Linked DNA regions of Mus musculus: region 2 is linked to region 1. A link is a loop called in an ENCODE intact Hi-C map of the cell type or tissue named here. Cell type or tissue: gastrocnemius. All regions are shown on one strand. Each heading gives the region's core, and the rest is flanking DNA. Links, peaks and the distances in the headings are about the cores only.

What was found. Hi-C counts contacts between places; a loop is a spot of excess contacts. Peaks named below come from ENCODE experiments on the same cell type or tissue, not always from the same donor. Only the 100,000 strongest peaks of a DNase experiment are listed, where the experiment ranks them.
Region 2: it touches region 1 in a loop (2.2-fold over the local background); 2 of 42 quality-filtered maps call a loop at or near these places.

What each region holds. Positions count from the first base shown.
Region 1 is chr5:66,706,170-66,715,297 of GRCm38, forward strand. No RefSeq gene overlaps it. Among named protein-coding and RNA genes, the nearest start is that of Uchl1os, 34 kb to the left of the region's middle. In gastrocnemius, for the core only: CTCF peaks have their summits at 4,441 (motif pointing left) and 7,502; a DNase peak (open chromatin) is centred at 4,415; H3K27ac peaks cover 503 bases.
Region 2 is chr5:66,787,110-66,796,237 of GRCm38, forward strand. The region is part of intron 1 of Limch1 (LIM and calponin homology domains 1); the gene reads left to right. Among named protein-coding and RNA genes, the nearest start is that of Limch1, 46 kb to the left of the region's middle. In gastrocnemius, for the core only: no CTCF peak of the experiment used is centred there; a DNase peak (open chromatin) is centred at 4,278.

The sequences.
Region 1 (9,128 bases), core at 383-8,382:
TCTTGCTTAGCTACCTCTGCTTGTTTGTTGCATCCTTTGCTTCCTTTCCTCCAAGAGCATCTTCAGCATGCTGTCTAATAAGACAGAAAGGAAATTTTAAGGTGATAGGGTGTTGCTCCTTCAGCCTCTCTGCCCTGTTGTCTGCCTGTTTTCAGTTTGTTTTTCTCTCTAATTTCTCTCTCTGCTCCATATCCACTAGGGTTTTTTTTCCCCACAACTCGACAGATTCGTCAGATGTGGAAGTACACACCTTCAATATCGCACTCCGGTGGAAGAAGTAGGAACTATGCTGTTAAGTCTGAAGCCAGCCTAGCAAGGCAGGGCTACATCGTAAGACCTTGTTTCAGCAATGGCGCATGCCTTTAATTCCAGCACTGGGATGGCAGAGACAGGTGGATGTCTGAGTTCAAGGCCAGCTTGGTCTACAGAACAAGTTCTAGGACAGCCAGGGCTATACAGAGAAACCCTGTCTCAAAAAAAAAAAAAAAAAAAAAAAAAAAAAACCAAAAACCAAAAACCAAAAAACAAACAATCAAACAAAAAAAACCAAGACCACAAAACAAAAAAAGAAAATACAAAGTACTCTGGGCATGGCAGCATGCACCTTTGATCCCAGCTCTCAGGAGGCAGAGCCAGGTGGATCCATGCAAGTTCCAGGCCATCTAGGGCTACATAGTGAGACCTTGTTTCAAAAAAAGAGAACAAACAAACAAACAAAAATAGAAAAGCAGGGCCGGTAAAGTGGCTCGGCAGGGAAGGGGACTTGCCTCCAAGCCTAACTGCATGAGTTCAAAGCCCTGCAGCCCATCTGGTGAAGAGAGAAAATTGACTCCTGAAGATTGTCTTCTGACTTCCATGGCTTGTGTGTACTCATAAATACTTGTAAGCATACAATAAATAAGTAAATGAAAAAAAAAGTTTAGGGGTGCTTAGACCTTTCAGCAGTTATTAGGGCGAGAGACCCCAGTTTGGTTCCTCAGCATTCCCGGCTGGTGGCAAACAGAAGCCTGTCACTCCAATTCTAGAGGACCCAGCTCTTTCTTCTGGCCTCCACTTGTGTCTTCACTCATATACACATACATACCCATACATAGACACACATTTTTTTTTAAAAGTCTTTAAAATTTCCTGTGTTTAAAAATGATCAAAAACCTCAAACCAAACCAAATAAGCAAGCAAATAAAACAAACAAACAACAACAACAACAACAACAACAAAAAAAAACTGGGCATGTAGCTATGTTGGTAGAATGGCCTGGCATGCGTGAAGTCATGGTTTGGATCCCTAGCACCATGCCTGTGATGGTACCAGTTAAGAGGTAAATGCAGGAGGATCAGAAGTTCAAAGCCATCTTTGGTTATATAGTGAATTAGGGGGCAACCTGGGCTCCCTGAGACCCTCTCTCAAAACAAACAAACCCCAACCGATCAACCAAACAAAAACCTGGGCCAGAGAGATGGCTCAGCTGTTTAAAGACCCTTGACTGCCAAGCTTGACAATGTGGCTTTAATTCCCAGGATCCCTCCGATGGAAGAAAACCAAGTCCTGCAAGTTGTCCTGTGACTTCTATATATGCATAGACACAGACAGACAGACATACAGACATACACACACACACACACACACACACACACACACACACACACACACACACAGAGCAAAACCCCCAGACTAGGCAGACTTACTGAAGAGTGGTTTAGATGCTCTCTGTCGGAGCCTGAATAGATCTGTTTACATAAGATGTGGCCTTTACAGACAGGCTCAATCCCCAAGACTCTGCCCTCAGCTTTACAAGTTGACTGCTGTATTATGGATACAAAGCATGGACCCAGAGCTTAAAGTCCCAGCCCAGCTGGCCTCTGTCATGTCCACCCTTCTGCATTTACTTCCTGTGGCATGTGGCCTCGTTTTCTGTGGAGTCAGCCTTGCCCACTCTCTCTTTCAGCAGGCCTGCTTGGCTGACACATTGGAGAGGCTGTGACTACATATATAGAGTCATCAGACATGACATAACCTGCAGCAGCCAGTGCTGGCCTTTGTCGGGCGTCTTCGACCAGGCCAATGAGAGACAATCAGACTGACCATTCTCCAAGAAGGTGATTCTGCCTTTAAGGTCTTTTTTGGTGTGAATCAAGAGACTTTGAGCTGAACCAAGTCTGAAATGTAATTCAGCAGTAGATTAAAGGCCTGGTTTCATGCCCAATATTACCAAGGGTGGGTGAGAATCGTGAGTCAAGGCTAGCCTGGGCTGTACATAGTGAGTTCCAGGCCATCTTGGGCTACTTAGCAAGACCTATCTCAAGGAAACAAAAGCACCAATGAAATAGGCAGACTGGATCCTGATGTCATATTGATGCCCTTGAGATTAGCTTGGATCATTTTCGCTGTATTCTACAGTCACGGGGGTGGGGTGGGGGGTGGGCAAGAAACTCCTCTCACCCCCCACTTCAGCTATTTTGAGGTGAGGCCTGCTGTTTTCAACCAAAAGGCACCCAACTGAAATACACAGACTTTCATTTTATTTTACAACAAAGCTCTTGCTTTATTACACTTAGACATCTGCTTTCTCTTTGCCGACCATACGCAATGGGAATGAAGTCGACCCTTAATTGGGACTGCAGTGTCTTAAATTGAAAGACTGTAGGCTAAAAGGAGATTGTATTTGCCAAAATGAAGGGAGACTAGCTCCATCTACCGCTCTACTGTGTCTTGTCTCTCCTGAGTCTTTGGATATCTTACTCTCCCTTCTTCCCTTTAAGTTTCATGCTTATCTGTTTTTGACTAGGGGCACGTGCATGCCACAGCACACACGTGGAGGTCAGGGGTCAACTTGGACTGTCTCCTTTCACCATGCAAGGCCCCCGGGATCGAACTCAGGTCATTGGGCTTGGCAGCAAGCACCTTTACCCAATGAACCATCTTGTCAGCTTCCTTCTTCCCTCTTTATCTCTATTTAAGAAATACTGTTACACTTTTGAGGCTTCTTATTTTAAAAAGTCCTTTGAGAGATGAACCCCCTGACTTCCATGTCTGTGGCCTTTCCAACCCTCCCTATGGTACAGCCATACACCGCATGATCTACCAAATGCTTCCGAATGCTTACACAAGGGACCCTCACCTTTGGTTTTTGCTAGTTTGTTTGTTTATTGAAAGAGTCTTACAATAAACCCTAGACTGGTGTCGAACTCAATTAAAGCCAATTGCTTGAGCCTCCCAAGTGCCAGGATCAAGGTGTATAGCATTCCACCTGGCTCAACATACATAGACATACAAATAGTCTCAGTTCTCAAAGGAACCCTCCACAAACCCTCCTCTGCCTTATAGGCAAAAATAGTACATCGCAAAATAACTCACTCAGCCTCTAAAAGCTGATAAACAAGAGCCAATATTCAGAGAGTTCTGACTCCATGTACGATGTGCCCCCAATTTCTCTTCAGGCAAACACTTTGCTGTCTACAACTGGCTTAAGGAAGATGAGAACTTTTGCCTGAGGCTCGACCTAAAATTAAAATGCTCTTTGAAGATTCTCCATGAAATCAAAGCTGCACATTATTTTAGTTATATATATATATATATATATATATATATATATATATGTGTGTGTGTGTGTGTGTGTGTGTGTGTGTGTGTGTGTGTGTGTGTGTGTATGTGTGTACACACACAATACTGGATGTGGTGGCTCATAGCTATGATCTCAGTAGTTGGAAGGCAGAAGCAAGAGACCATAAGTTCAAGGCCAGTCTAGGATACAGAGGTCCAGTCTAGCCTGTTACTTAATGAGACCCTGACATGACATCAAACACAATTGAAATGAACAATTAAAATACATTGACTGCTTATGGCATGCTGCGCACAGTTGTAAAAGCTGAGGCTATCACAGTGGACAAGAAAGAGATGATTCCCTGTCTCAGAGCACTGGGAGGACAGAGGGCAAGTGTACCGACGACAGATGAGCCAGGCTCTGCGGGATGGGATGACTTCTGTGCTGGGAAACTGGGAAACAAAGATGTAGAAAGGCTAGACTGAGGGCTGGGTCGGGGGCAGTGTTATTTAGATCAGTGATTCTCAACCCCTTTGAGGGCTGCATATCAGATATCCTGGATACCATATACCCTGCTTATCAGACATGGAAATTAAGATTCATAATAGTAGCAAAATTATATTTATGAAGTAGCAATGAAAATAATATTATGATCGGGGGGTCACCATGACATGAGGACCTGTATTGGAGGGTCACAGCATTAGGAAGGTTGAGGACTGCTGCTCTAGATGGTTGCTGCTCTAGAGGTTGTGGAAAGCCTCCTAGAACATTGAAAAGGGACATGTGGACAGAGTTCCAAACAAAGGAGAAACAGAGGCATTCGGTTTCCTGGGGGTACAGTGCTTGTGCCCCCTGCTGTGGAGGGGATGATCTTTAAAGAGGATTTCTGATTTATTCTACTAGCCTCCACTAGATGGACTCCCTAAACGTAGGGAAACAGAAACTCTGCTGGTAGCGTGGAGTGTCCCAGAGAGACGGGAAGATGCTGATCACCAAGGGAATTTGCTTTCTTAAAGATGCAAGTCACCTACAGGGTATACATAGCCCCAAAGAGGAGGACTGTTAACTGTTAACTGTTAACTGGCAGAATCTGAATCCAATCTTCTTTAATAGTGACAGAGCCAGTTTCCCTAGTTTACATATATTTAAGCTAGGCTAAGAGATGTTCACATTAGGCTGGGCTGAGTGACCAGTAGGTGGAAGCTCTATGTTGTTTGTGGCTTTTCCACTACAGTTCTTTCAAAAGCTAGTCACTTGATGCTAGTTATCTGACATATTTGTATTGTAGTTAGTTGTTACTAAGGATATACAGAATTGATGTGATCCTCAAAAGTCTTAGATTTTATGACCCTTGAGAAATTGATCGTTTCAACGTATATGAAAATTCGAAAGAGCGATCTAAGCTGAAGTCTTTTTATTTTTTATTTTTTGGTTTTTCAAGACAGGGTTTCTCTGTATAGCCAGCCCTGGCTGTCTTGGAACTCACTCTGTAGACCAGGCTGGCCTCGAACTCAGAAATCCGCCTGCCTCTGCCTCCCGAGTGCTGGGATCAAAGGCGTGTGCCACCACCGCTCGGCTGGCTGAAGTCTTTAAGAACGTATTAGCCATCAAGACCCAAGGTGCTCTTGCTGTTAGAGAGCAGTGCTGCAAAGGAGGGCAGAGACCAGAACGCAATAGACAGCCCAGAAATCAAGCACGTGTAACTAAGTTTCTGACAAAGGGGTAATAAAGCACAAAGAGGGATGGCTTCACAGGGAAGAGGAATTCTAACGTTTAAGCTCTACAGTCCACACACACACCAGTTCCATATGTAATTTATAAAAACAGAGCATTTACGAGGAAGCAAGAATATCTTTATGACGTTGGTGGAAGTAATAATTTCTCCAGCAGGACACGAAAGCCCAGACCACAAAGAAAATAATAAATTAGACTACAGAGAGACACAGTACTTTATTCACTGGAAGAGCCCACGGAGAGAATGAAAAGCCCACAATACGGGAGGAAAGTGTATTTCATGGAGCTGACAAAGGTGATCAGAGTGCACAACTAACTCCTAAGATCAAGAAGACAATCCAATAGCTAAACATAGGTCTTTTCACACTTAGGCAAAGTGCTCTATCTACGCTGTGTTCTGAGCTAAATATCCTCACAGGGTACTTGTCACACACAAAGGCTAGATCTTACCCACAAGATGAGGTCAAGAAACCAAATACAAAGGAGTGTCATCCATTCATAGAAAGGCCAGGAGCAAGCAGGGCTATTTTCATGACCATAGTGATTGCCTTTCACAAGGAAGGGCTTTCTTTAGTGGTGGGAAAGGGGCAAGAGGGCGCTTCTGAGCTCCTCTTCCCCCCCCCCCCCGCACCCCCCCCCCCCCAGACAGGGTTTCTCTATGTAGCCCTGGCTGTCCTGGAATTCACTCTGTAGACCAGGCTGGCCTCGAACTCAGAAATCCACTTGCCTCTGCCTCCCAAGTGCTGGGATTAAAGGTGAGCGCCACCACCGCCCGGCCCAGCTGAGCTCTTAATATTACATTTCTTGATCTGGGTACAGTATACAGGAATGTTATAATTTATGATCTGCACATGTGCACATATATTGCACACACACACACACACACACACACACACACACACACACACACACACAAACACTCCAAGAAAAGTTGATATTGCTGGGAATGTATATGTTTGTAACTCCAGCACTCAGGATTCAGAGGCAGGAAGAATTTTTTTTTTCCTTTTTTAGTATAGAATAGAGTTTATTTAGGGCATGGGAGGGGGAGTTGGGAAAGGAGGAGAGAGAGAGAGAGAGAGAGAGAGAGAGAGAGAGAGAGAGGAAGAGGAGGAGGAGGAGGGGAGGAGGGGGAGGAGAGGAGAGGAGAGGAGAAGAGAGGAGAGGAGAGGAGAGGCCGGCCATGAACACATGGAGCATGGAGAGAGGGGGAGGGGAATGGGGAGAGAGGGGTAAGAGGGTAAGAGAACAAGAGAGAAAAAGCAAGAAGATTCTTGTAAATTCAAGGCCAGGCAGGGCTACACAGCAAGAAGCTGTAGCCTGGGCAGGAGGAATGGACAAAGGAAGGGAGAGCGAGATGGAGATTTACTAAAACACTCCATGATTTAGATAAACAGAAGCTAGATTGGGAGACGACATTTGTGTTATTGCCGCTTGCCTCACAATCAGTCCAAAGCTTAGCAGCTGAGAACAACAAACACTTATTACCTCACAGTGTCTGAGGGCCAGGAATTTGGGAGACGATCAGGGTGTAGCTCCACTTAGGGTCTCTCTTGAGGTCACAGCTAACCCATTAGCCAGGGCTACAGTCATCTGAAAGCCTGACCGGGGCTGGAAGGTCCACACCCACAGCCCTGTGTTGTCCGCAAACTTGGGCTCTTGAGCCAGCTCGTCCTTGTGAGGGGCTCTCCACAGGCTGCTGAGTGTTCTCACCACAGGCTAGGGCCTAAGAAGGGAGCAGAAAGGATCAAGAGAGCCCTGCATGGAAGCCACAGGGTTTCTCACGGCCAGCTGTGGAAGAGTGTTAGCCCAATGCTTGCTCTCTGCTGTGGGAGCACAGTGAGGAAACACCAGCAGTCAGCGAGGGGGAGCCACCTTGCTGACTGGCTCCTAGAGAAGGTTTCATGTCTCATCTCTGTGACTAAATGCCTGACAGAAGCAATCTGAGGAAGACTCCTTTCCTTCCTCTCTCCCTCCTTTCCTTCCTCTCTCCCTCCTTTCCTTCCTCTCTCCCTCCTTTCCTTCCTCTCTCCCTCCTTTCCTTCCTCTCTCCCTCCTTTCCTTCCTCTCTCCCTCCTTTCCTTCCTCTCTCCCTCCTTTCCTTCCTCTCTCCCTCCTTTCCTTCCCCTCTCCCTCCTTTCCTTCCTCTCTCCCTCCTTTTGTGGGTGTGTAGAAATGTGTGTCACATGCGAGCCAATGATGGTGCCATACCAGAAGACACCGAAAGGGGGCGTCATATCCCCTGGCACTGGAATTACAGGCAGTTGTGATCCCCAGGAGTGGCTGCTGGAAACTGAATCCAAATCCTGTCGTGCTCCAGTCCCAGAAGTGACTTTTTTATTTTTTAATTTTTTTAGATTCAGGGGATTCAGTCCGTCATGGTGGTTGGGGGGGGGGGGGGGACGACGACGACGACGGGGAACAGGGCATCTGGAGTGGCTCAGCTGATGGGGTTCGGGTTCACCATGTTGTTTCTTATGCTAAGTAGATAAGGAAGCAGAGAGCCAGGGCTGGGCTATCAGATGCTGCCTCTCCTCTGCCAACCATGACTTGTATTGCAAAGACTCCCAAAGGCTACAAGCTGGGAACCCGGCATTCCAACACTCAAGCCTGTGGGAGGACATTTTTAATACAAACCATAATACTTCCACACCCATTTTTTTCTCTCTTAAATTACTAGGGGTATCTTTAGAAATTCTTAGGTCCTTAAACTTCCTGCCTCTCTGGTCCGCTGATGGGCTCAACTCTCCGACTGTTTTCCTGTCTAGTGAATCTTAGGCAGGACTTGCTGGAAGAGGAACAAATCCTCCCAAAGGGTATCTATGCTATGAAGATGTTTTTTTTCTGACCTGCAATCTCAGAAATTCTAGCTATCCTCTCTGTGCCTGGTACCTTATCTTAACTTGATCACCTGAAATGCTGCTGGGACAAACATACGTGCCATAACTGAAAGACGTTTTTCTGCTCAAACATAGGCACATTATCCCGACACCACAGTGGCTCACCCTCTTCTCTGCTTATTAGAATCCCCTGGGAAGCAGTTAAAGCTACAAATCCGCTAAGCCGGGTGTGTCTCTGTGCTCAGGACAGGCAGAGAGTCAGACAGGCAGAGCTCTGAGTATTTGGGCTAGCCTGGTCCATATAGCAAGTTCCAGGTGATCCAGCAGGTGGGACACAGCAAACCCCTATCTCAAAATAGAAACAAAATAACCAGGCCACCAAACAGAAAAGACAAAACAAAACCCAGTCCGTTTCCAGGTTTGCCAGATGACTGGAGTTTCAGAGCTGTTCTGCTCTTGCAGAAAGTGGAATCTGGTTTCTAGCACTCATGTCTGGTGGTTCACAGCTACCTGAAACTCTAGTTGGAAGGGAACTGACACCGCCTTGGACAGCGCACACATGTGCACAATTGAACCTCCTCCTGGAAACGTATACACACAATTAACTGGAAAAAAAATTGAAACACTAATTCCTGAATTCCCCTGAAGATCCACTGCTTCAGACCATCCAGAGACAGGCTCCCTAAATCTGCATTTTGAACATACTAAGAGCTGGGGAGATGGCTCAGCGAATGGAAGTGAGTGCTGAGCAGCCATGTAGACCTGAGTTCTGACTTTTGTATATATGCAGTGATGATGGTGATCAAGCCAGGTGTAGCTCCATGTGTTTGTGACCCCACTGCTGCATGGGTGGCAGACAGGAGGCTTGCTAAGGCTTACTGACCAGCTAGCTCAGGTGAAAAAGGCCAGAGCCAGGTTTAGTGAGAGACACTATCTCAAGAAAAGTGCCATATGACAGAAGAGGACATTGACAGTCTTCCTTTGGTTTAAAATGACGTACATGCACACACACA
Region 2 (9,128 bases), core at 509-8,508, 81 kb after region 1:
TTTGATGTAAAGTTATGCATTATGTTCCCATGTCAACTAGTCATCAGAGTAGATTTTGTTTGATGCCAACCCTGGTTATCTAATTTCAGGACTATGAAACACAATTCAGGGTACCAAACTAAAATTCACATCAGCCTCAAAGATACAAGTGTTAGAAACTTATGCTTTAAAACAACTTAAACCGTACAGATTGTTCTCATAAATAAAGAATACAATGGCTCAAAGATTTTATAGAAGACGGTATACCTTTTGCAAGTATAACATATATAAAAATGGTTATTGATAAAATGGCAGATGTAATAGGGTGATTAGGAACATGGACTTTGGGGATCATAAGATACATTCTACTTTTATTCTGTTGTGGTGATAAAATATCTTGGCAGAAAAGTAGCTTAGAAGAGAAAGGGGTTTATTCTAGCTCACAGTTCCAGGTTACAGTTTGTCACTGGGGAGGTTGTCACAGCTGTAAAAGCTTGAAACAGCTGTTACATCATACCCACAGGTAAGAGCCGAGAGAAATGAGTGCATACTTACTTCCTTGTGCTTAGCTCAGTTTCTCTGGTGTTATAAAGTTAAGAGCCCTGCTGCCTAGGGGATGCTGCTGCTCGCAGAGGGCTGGATCCTCCCATATCAATTAACTTAAGACATTCCTCCACAGACCAACCCAATGCAGACAGTCCCTTATTAGCAGACTCATTTCTCAGGTGGCTATAGATTGTGTCAAGTTGACAGCTACGGCTAACTATGTCTTCGTTTGAATCTTGGTCTTTCCACTTATAAGATGCTTCCTCTCTCTTAGCTTCCTCTCCCCCTTTTATATAAAATGGGCACACACACAATAATAAAATTTTGTTTTCATCAAGATTTATAATAATAAGAGTAGTATTAACAGGAGACATAATAAGAGAACTGCTTAAACATCTTGAATTTATAATCCTTTCCTGAAAATGCAGAGTCATTATTGTTGGTGGCTGTTGTTAACATTATATGACATATTTGTCTTGACCCTTGATCCTTAAAAGCAGTGTGGAGCATACCAGTAGTGTTAGGAGGTGTATTTCTTGAGGGTGATTGGATGTTAATTAAAAATCTAATTGAAGTAAAATATCCATTAAGTTTCCCCTCCTCTCTCTTGCCCATTCGCCTACATCAAGAACATGATAGATGTTCATGAATAGGATAAAAAAATCTTGTTATATACATATATGAAAAATCACAGTGAAATCTATTGTTTCGTAGAGTTAATGTACACTAAGGTAAAAGGGGAAATGTGGCATATGAATTTTTAATTTTTTTTCCAACAGGCATATGTTATTTTATAATTAGTTAAAGACACTAATACTTGATCTTTTCATTTTGGGTTTATGCACTCTGACCAAAAGAAGTAGCAGAGAAGAGGCTACATATCAGCACAACTAAGCTATGACTTTAATCCTCCTTGAGGCCTTGATAGGAACTTGGCTACTGCTTGAACCTGTACATTTGACACAGAAGATAGGAGTAGTTCTTCTTTTATGCCTCCCTACCCTTCGTCTTCTTTTGCACATCTCAGTCGTTCACTTAACTTTTGCCAAATATGTGAGGCTACGTGATACTCTGGCTGGTAAGTGATGCAGTACCTGGTCTCATCAAAGGTTAAGACTACAGCTGTCTGGTCAGCCAATGGTTTTCCAGTTGAGAATCTCCTTGTCATTCAAATGCCTCAGTTGTAGATCAGATGGAAGTTAGAAAATTTAATTAAACCTGTCACTTTCTCCATATACCTGGACTGAGAAGGAGGGGACTTGACCCGAGGAGTAGCCAGCATCTGGCCTGGGCCAATGGGAAGCTGCCACCACATGCAGCACTGTGAGCAAGTCTAAGGTTGCTTTAGGATTGCTCACTGAGAGTTGGTATGCAGGTGAAGGCACCAGGGTTCACAATAGTAGCTGACTATCCTTCTCAGAGCAAATGGTTGTTGTTTAAGCCATCTGGTCGACCAGGCTCCCCCAGCCCGTTGAGATACCTCCCCTTGTTACCCATAGGATTCCAATCCCATCCTCACAGAAAGCTTTGCTTTTGTTACCACAGAATGTTCTCACAGTCACTGGTCCAGATGTTTGCTGGTGTGTGTGGCCAACCAGCCAAATTCCAGTTTTAAAATGCTGTTTGTGACAATGGGACTCTGTCAACTCAGGCTTTTAAAGCGCTGTGCAGTGGGGGTGGGGCATAGAGAGAAGCATGCTGTGGAGGGATAATATAAGTGCAGCAAACAAGTGATTTTCAACCCAAGAGAAAACACAAATTTTCATTTCAGAGAGTTCTGAGTGACATCAGGGACAGAGCAAGATGGTGTAGCTCCAAATTTCAGGTCATTCCAGGTTCATAAAGGATTGCACCAAGATATTTTCTGAAAGCTTGTAGGGCTTTAGCCTGGGAATTAATGAATGCTTTATGGCTTTCTCAGAGACGTTTCTCAGAATTTGACTTGGTTTTAAGTCACAAAATTCCAATATTTTATATAAGTGTTTCTCTTGAAAATAATGGAGGACTCTGCATTTTCTTCCTCCCTCCCTCCTCCCTTCTCCCTTCTCCCTCCCTCCCTCCCTCCCTCTCTCCTCCCTTCTCCCTTCCTCCCTCCCTCCTCCCCTTCCTTCTTCCCTTCATCCTTCCCTGTTCCCTCTCCCTCCTCTCTCTCTGCCTGCCTATCTTCTATCTTCCCCCTCCTTTCCCCTTTCCTTGCATAGTCTTTCCTTTCTTACCAGCTGTGACCCCACCCCCTCTCCTCTCTTCTTTTCTTCTTCCCCTCTCCTCCCTTGCATACTTAAGTGTCATTCTTTGATACTGTTATTATTAACATCAATAACGTAAAACTTTGACCTAGTACTAGAGTTGAAAAGTTCCCTTGGTCTAAAGAAACTCACATTATAGTGGAAGACTCCAATAATTAGTTAATGCACTTTAAAAGAACTTCAGAGGCCAGCAAGATGGCTCAGTAGGTAAAATCATTTGCTGCATGAACCTGACAGTTCTTGCAGCCCACGTAAAAAAGGCAGATGTAGTGGTGAGAACTAATAAAGCCAGTGCTCACCCAACAAGATGGGGTCAGCAATAGCAGAGTCACCTGGAAGCTCAGGGCCAGCCAGCTAGAGTAAGTGGCAAGGTCTCAAGAAGGTGGAAGGTGAGAGCCAACTCCTAAAAGTTGTCCTCTGACTTTCATAGTTGCACCATGACTTACACGTGGCTGCATTCACGAAGGCACAGAGACAGGAATGCACCCAGACACACATGCGCGTACGCACAGGAGGTGACTCCCTGGTGGGAAGTACTTACTGCTTTTGCAGAGGACCTAAGTTCAGTTCCAAGTTCCTACAAACATTTGTAGCTCCAATCCCAGGATATCTGAATCTCTCTTGGCCTCCATGGGCTTCTGCATGTTTGTGGTATACACGAATTCACTCAGGCACAGACATGTACAGATTAACCTTAAGAAACAAATCTATAAAAATTTAAAACGACTTCAGATAATGTGAAATGCCATGGATAAAACTAAGCAAGACCATGTGGTAGCAGAGGGAGGGGACAGGCTGAGAAGTGCAGATGGACACGTCACTGCTTTCCCTTGTGTTGTCCCTTGAAGGCTGTCTGGGGGAACTGGACTTTCAGTCCAGACCTGAATGAAGAGAGACTATGTAGTTCTTGGCAACTAGATCTGGAGATGCGCACTTTCCAATGTGTGGAGAAGTCTAGCCCCCAGTCAGGGGCATGGTGATTCCTTTCTCAGGGATGCTGGAGGTAATGGAGGTATCAGAAAGGAATGCCTAGAACCCCTTAGGTGCCCAATAGCCTTAAATTACAAAGGGACTTCACAAATGCACTTCTCTTTATAGTTCTTGTTTGTTTCTGTTATTGTTGTTAGACGTTATTATGTTATCTACACATAAACCTGCTGGCTATGAAGAATAAAGTAAAATGTCTGTGAGGGCTATGTGTTGGATTTTAGGACATAGGACTAACAAGATAAGGACGTAATCCAGCCTTGCCTCTGGAGACGATCAGTGAGGTTAATTATATTGCATTCCTTGCCAGCTCTGCTTTACCAGTTGGCTGGAACTTGTTGTTTGATGGATGAGTTTCAGATACGGTTCCACTAGGAACCGTGCCTCAGGTTAACTCGGCCCTATTCCCCCCTCCCCCTCGAAGCAATATTTAGGCAGTTTTGAGGTAAGGCCAATGTGCATACTGCAGGAGGCCCTTGAGACATGCACACACCTGGCAGGTCCTTTGCCGAATTCCCCAATTCTGCACTGTGGAGTGGAGAAGAAATGGCCTTGGCCTTGCAAAAAGATTTGACAGCAGGTGTTAGCCTGTGGCTGCCAAGTACTGCAGGATAGAGATTCCTCATTTCAAGAATGCTGTATAAAGCACGTCTTACTGTATGTGGGCCAGTTGGAATTTATTCTTACTGGTTGATAATTATTACAGACTTCATTTTGAAACCACACTCAAGATCTACCCTAGAATATGACAACAACTGAATTCATGTTTGTGTAGTATTTATGCCTTGATCTAGATCTCCAGGACTTACAATAACTTTAGAGACTGCAAGTGCTAGCCCAGGAATAGTATTGTCAATAAATGTGGCTAGTTCTTAAGAGTTATTGATACTCTGATGTTAGACTTCCAGGGGGCTGCCTTTGGAGTCCAAAGACCAGTTTTCTAGAAGTAGTCCTTCCTTCCTTCCTTCCTTCCTTCCTTTTTTCCTTCCTTCCTTCCTTCCTTCCTTCCTTCCTTCCTTCCTTCCTTCCTTCTTCCCTTTGTTGTTAGCCCTGGCTGTCCCAGAACTAGCTCTATTAACCAGGTTGGCCTCAAATTCAGAGAAAACCACTTGGTTCTGCCTCCTGAGTGCTGAGATTAAAGGCATGCATGCACTACCACCACCTAGCTTAATCTTTCTATTTTTATTTACTATATAGTATCACATACTTAAAAATAGTATGAGAAAGATACTTATGCCCTTAGTATGAAAGCCACATGCTATTACTTTTAATGATATTGTTTTCCCTGCTTCACCTAAGGGGAAATGGAGCTACCTAGCAGATATTACTAAATTTTGCTACATGCAGTTATTTGGGCATTTTTTGGTTATGTTACTGATCTTCTCAAGGCCAATTTTATAAGGAGCTTTATAAAAGCACAAGACTGAAAATGGTATTTCCAATATAATAATGAAGTAATTTTTTTATGGGGCTACATATAAATGATATGTGATCACCCAATAAACTAATGTCACAGACATCAAAAAGAACCCTTTCTTGTCCATGACAATCTTACAAACTGTTCTTAGTGACACTTTCATTCAATATATGAAGCTTCTCTCTGCAAATTGCCTGAAGTGTTGGCATTATTTTATTTTTTCCAATGAGCTCCCAAGATCAGTATTATTTTTAAAAATTACTTAACGTCTTTAAAAAATGAAGACATAATGTCAAATTAATATTAACCCCAGGGGGATGGTTTAATAATCTTTAAAGGAACCTTTAAAGATTAAAAAAGGAAATGCTGGAGAATCAGTTTGGGACACGGCCATGATCCCCCTGCGTGGTTCCGTTGAAGATTGGGAAGGGTGCACATGGAGCCTGGTACTCAGAGTCAGCTTCACTGGAGCAAGTGGGGACAACTGTGAAGGCCAGCATCTCTGGGGCACTTGGTAAGCATCAGTGGTAGGCACCTCTGTAGGGTTGGGACCATGAAGAGTTGTGGGGAAACTCAGGAACTGGCTTGAACCTATAGCTTCCTTCAGGAGTAATCTCTTCAGTGGAAATCTTAATATTGGTGTCAGCCATCAATAGCTGGGAAGACTGGAGTCTCGTGGATGCTTGGGGGTGGGGATGGGGGTGGGAGTTCTGGTTGGACACACAACCAGCACAATCCATCAAGAGACTGTTAAAACAAGTTTTACAAATAAGCAAAAAAATTGTTCTACATTAAATGCAGGTATCCTGGGTACAAGCAATGACTCCACAGGGCTCCCAGAGCAGCACCAGCATCTTGCTTCAGAGTAGAGATGGGGAAACCTGGCTATGCTGTGTTGGGGGATGGAGAAGAATGGTAAATTGCAGGCTTCTGGAACATTCCCTGAGGGAAGTGGGAAGGAAGGAGTGCTCACCAAGGACAAAGTACTGAAAGTGCCCGGAGCAGCTTGGTGCAACCACCTCAGTGCTCTGCAGACTTTTCACGAGCATGCCCATAAAGTGGGTGGTGTCTGCTTGCATATGGGAGAATATGAAAGCCAACCACTCACTCCCTTGCTTCTATAAAACCTATACAAAGCTGCAGAGTCCCATCAACCATTCAGGGCTGAGCACCAGGGCTATGCCCCAGGCAGCATACTGTCTGTAGATGTCCCAAATGTCTTGGACCGTGACTTGGACTTTCTCCTAAAGTCTTTATATTAGACATATAAAAGCCAGCCATTCCTTGTATAGCTAGTTTAATAAGGTGTTTTCCATTCTGGCTGAGGCAAAGACTTGCTTACATTTTAAATTGAGTCCAAGTTTTCTGAAAGTCAAGTGAGTGCGTGTTCAGCGAACAAGCTTTGGGGGTTGATTTTTGACTTGGTTTGAGATGAGAATAAGCTGCTGGTTAGCGGTGGGGATAGCTGTGAGGAAATCAGTCAGGAAAATGATACACATGCAAAGAATGAAGGGAACCCCCCCCAACCCCCACACACACTTGTTCTGCTTGAGGGGAGGGGATGAGACATGGTAACCTAGAGTCACCTACAGTCAGCCACCATTCTTTAAATGACAAAGGAAGAGGAAATACTCTTTGACCTTGAATCTGAGCCTGAAGTCTTTAGGACACAGAGTCCTGATATTAACAGTAAGGTTGAGGACTGGGAGATAGCCTAGTGGCAGAGGCTCCCATTCCCAGCACCACACAAATCATCAACAAATAAACTATGATTAGTATTAAAGTCTGTATTGTTGGTTTTTTGTGAAAATTAAAACACACAGAGTATTTGCCATACAAATGTTTATTATTCTTTTTGAAAATGAAGGGTTGACTCTTGAATGTCTGACACCCAACGGATGGTGTTCTTGCTTCTCTGGGAAGTGATTTGGCTGTCACCCTCTTCTACATTAAGTGAAGAATTATAGAACTTACACTCTATCCTATGACTACATGTGTAACAATGGGGCTGAGATTCAAATCAACTTTCTCTTCCTAGGGCATGTTTTATTAAAATTGTTAACCCAAGCAGTGTGACTGAGTAAGAAATCATGATAGTTGATTTTTAAATGTCAATTTACTGCAACAAATTATTTGAGAAGGGATCCTCAGTTGAAGAATTATCTATGCCAGGTTGGCCTGCGTGCAACTGTGTAGGGATTGATTGGATTGTTAACTGATGTAGAAGTGTCCGGTCCACTATGGGTGGCACCATCCCTAGCAAAGCAATCCTGAACTAAAAACTAGCTTAATGTAAGCCATCCTGAAAGCCAGCTGGCAAGCAGCTCCCTCCATGGTTCCTGCATACTTCTTTGACTGTGAGCTGAGTTCCTTGTTTGGAGGTAAGACTGTGTGGGATAGCAATTAGCCTGACTTCAAGCTCTTGCCTCAAGTTTCTGCTTTGACTTTCCCCAGTGGTGGACTGTGATCTGGAGTGGTAAACTAAAATAAACCCATTTCTTCCCAATGTTGCTTCTGGTTAGGTTATTTTAACATAGCAACGGAAACTGGGACAGCCATTAATTCTTTAATTCATTAGTTCCACTGGCTTTTATAGAATACCATATTCAAGACCACTATGTCATACTTTGGCTTTCTGTGCCTCAGTTTCCTTATCTGTAGCGTGAGAATGAGACTTGTGTTTTCTGTTTGGGATGCTATGCTCTGTACTGAGTTGAAACAAACCAAGTGCTTGTCATAATGGCTGGCACACAACATGTGCTCTAGAAACACTGGTTGTTAATAAGCGTATAATCAATCTGGCTATGGATCCTGTGTCGTTATCTCCTGCCATTGTTCTATTTGGTTTCTGCTTTGGCTAAGACTGGTTTATCTCTACCCATTATCTTCAGTCTGTCCACTTTCTACCCCTTTATCCCCACCATGCCTCCTTTTTAAACTCCTTTATCCCTGCTGTTTTAATTAGGGTCTCTATTGCTGTGATGAAACACCATGACCAAAAAGCAAGTTGGGAGGAAAGAAAGGGTTTATTGAGTTTACACTTTCATATTGCTGTTCATTAACAAAGGAAGTCAAGACAGGAACTCACACAGGGCAGGAACCTGAAGGCAGGAGCTGATGCAAAAGCCATGGAGGAGTGCTAGTTATTGGCTTGCTTCCCCTGGCTTGCTCAGCTTGCTTTCTTGTAGAACCCAGGACCACCAGCTCAGGGATGGGACCATCCACCATGAGCTGTCCCTCCTCCCTCCATTAATCACTAACTGAGAAAATGCCTTATAGATGGATCTCATGGAGGCATTTTCTCAACTGAGGCTCCTTGCATTCTGATGACTAACTTGGGTCAAGGTGACACAAAACCATCCAGTAACACCTACCTTGCTCCTTTTTCTCAACCCACCCTGCTTCTACATTGGTCACCAGAATTGAAAGTGACTGAGTGTAAAACTCAGGTCAGCATATTTACCTACATAACACAGCTTTTTATATGGACTAGATTTTTATATGAACTAGATTAGCTTTTTAAATCTCAAAAATTATGGAACATGAAGCATGTCTGCACCAAGTTGAAGCCCTCTGGGTCTGCATGTGATAGAAGTAATTTGAACAGCCAAAATAAAATAAAATAAAATAAAATAAAATAAAATAAAATCTTAAATCATGTGCAACACATTTTGTGTTTGATATATTGTTACATTCTACATCAAGTAAGAATACTGTCTGAACTGTTAGGCAAGTGCATGGAAACATTGTATCTTTTTTTACTCAAGTCCTTCATCTTAGCAGGTTCTATCACTACTTCTGCACCAGAGACGTTAGATGAAAGGTTTTTACCTTCTTTACAATCTGAAAGAGTGAGGCAGGGGCATGCGTTGAGAGCCACATAGATAGATATGTTTCTATTTGGAGCTGTGATTAGCCCAATCTTGGGCAGTTTCCTGTGATGACAGAGAATG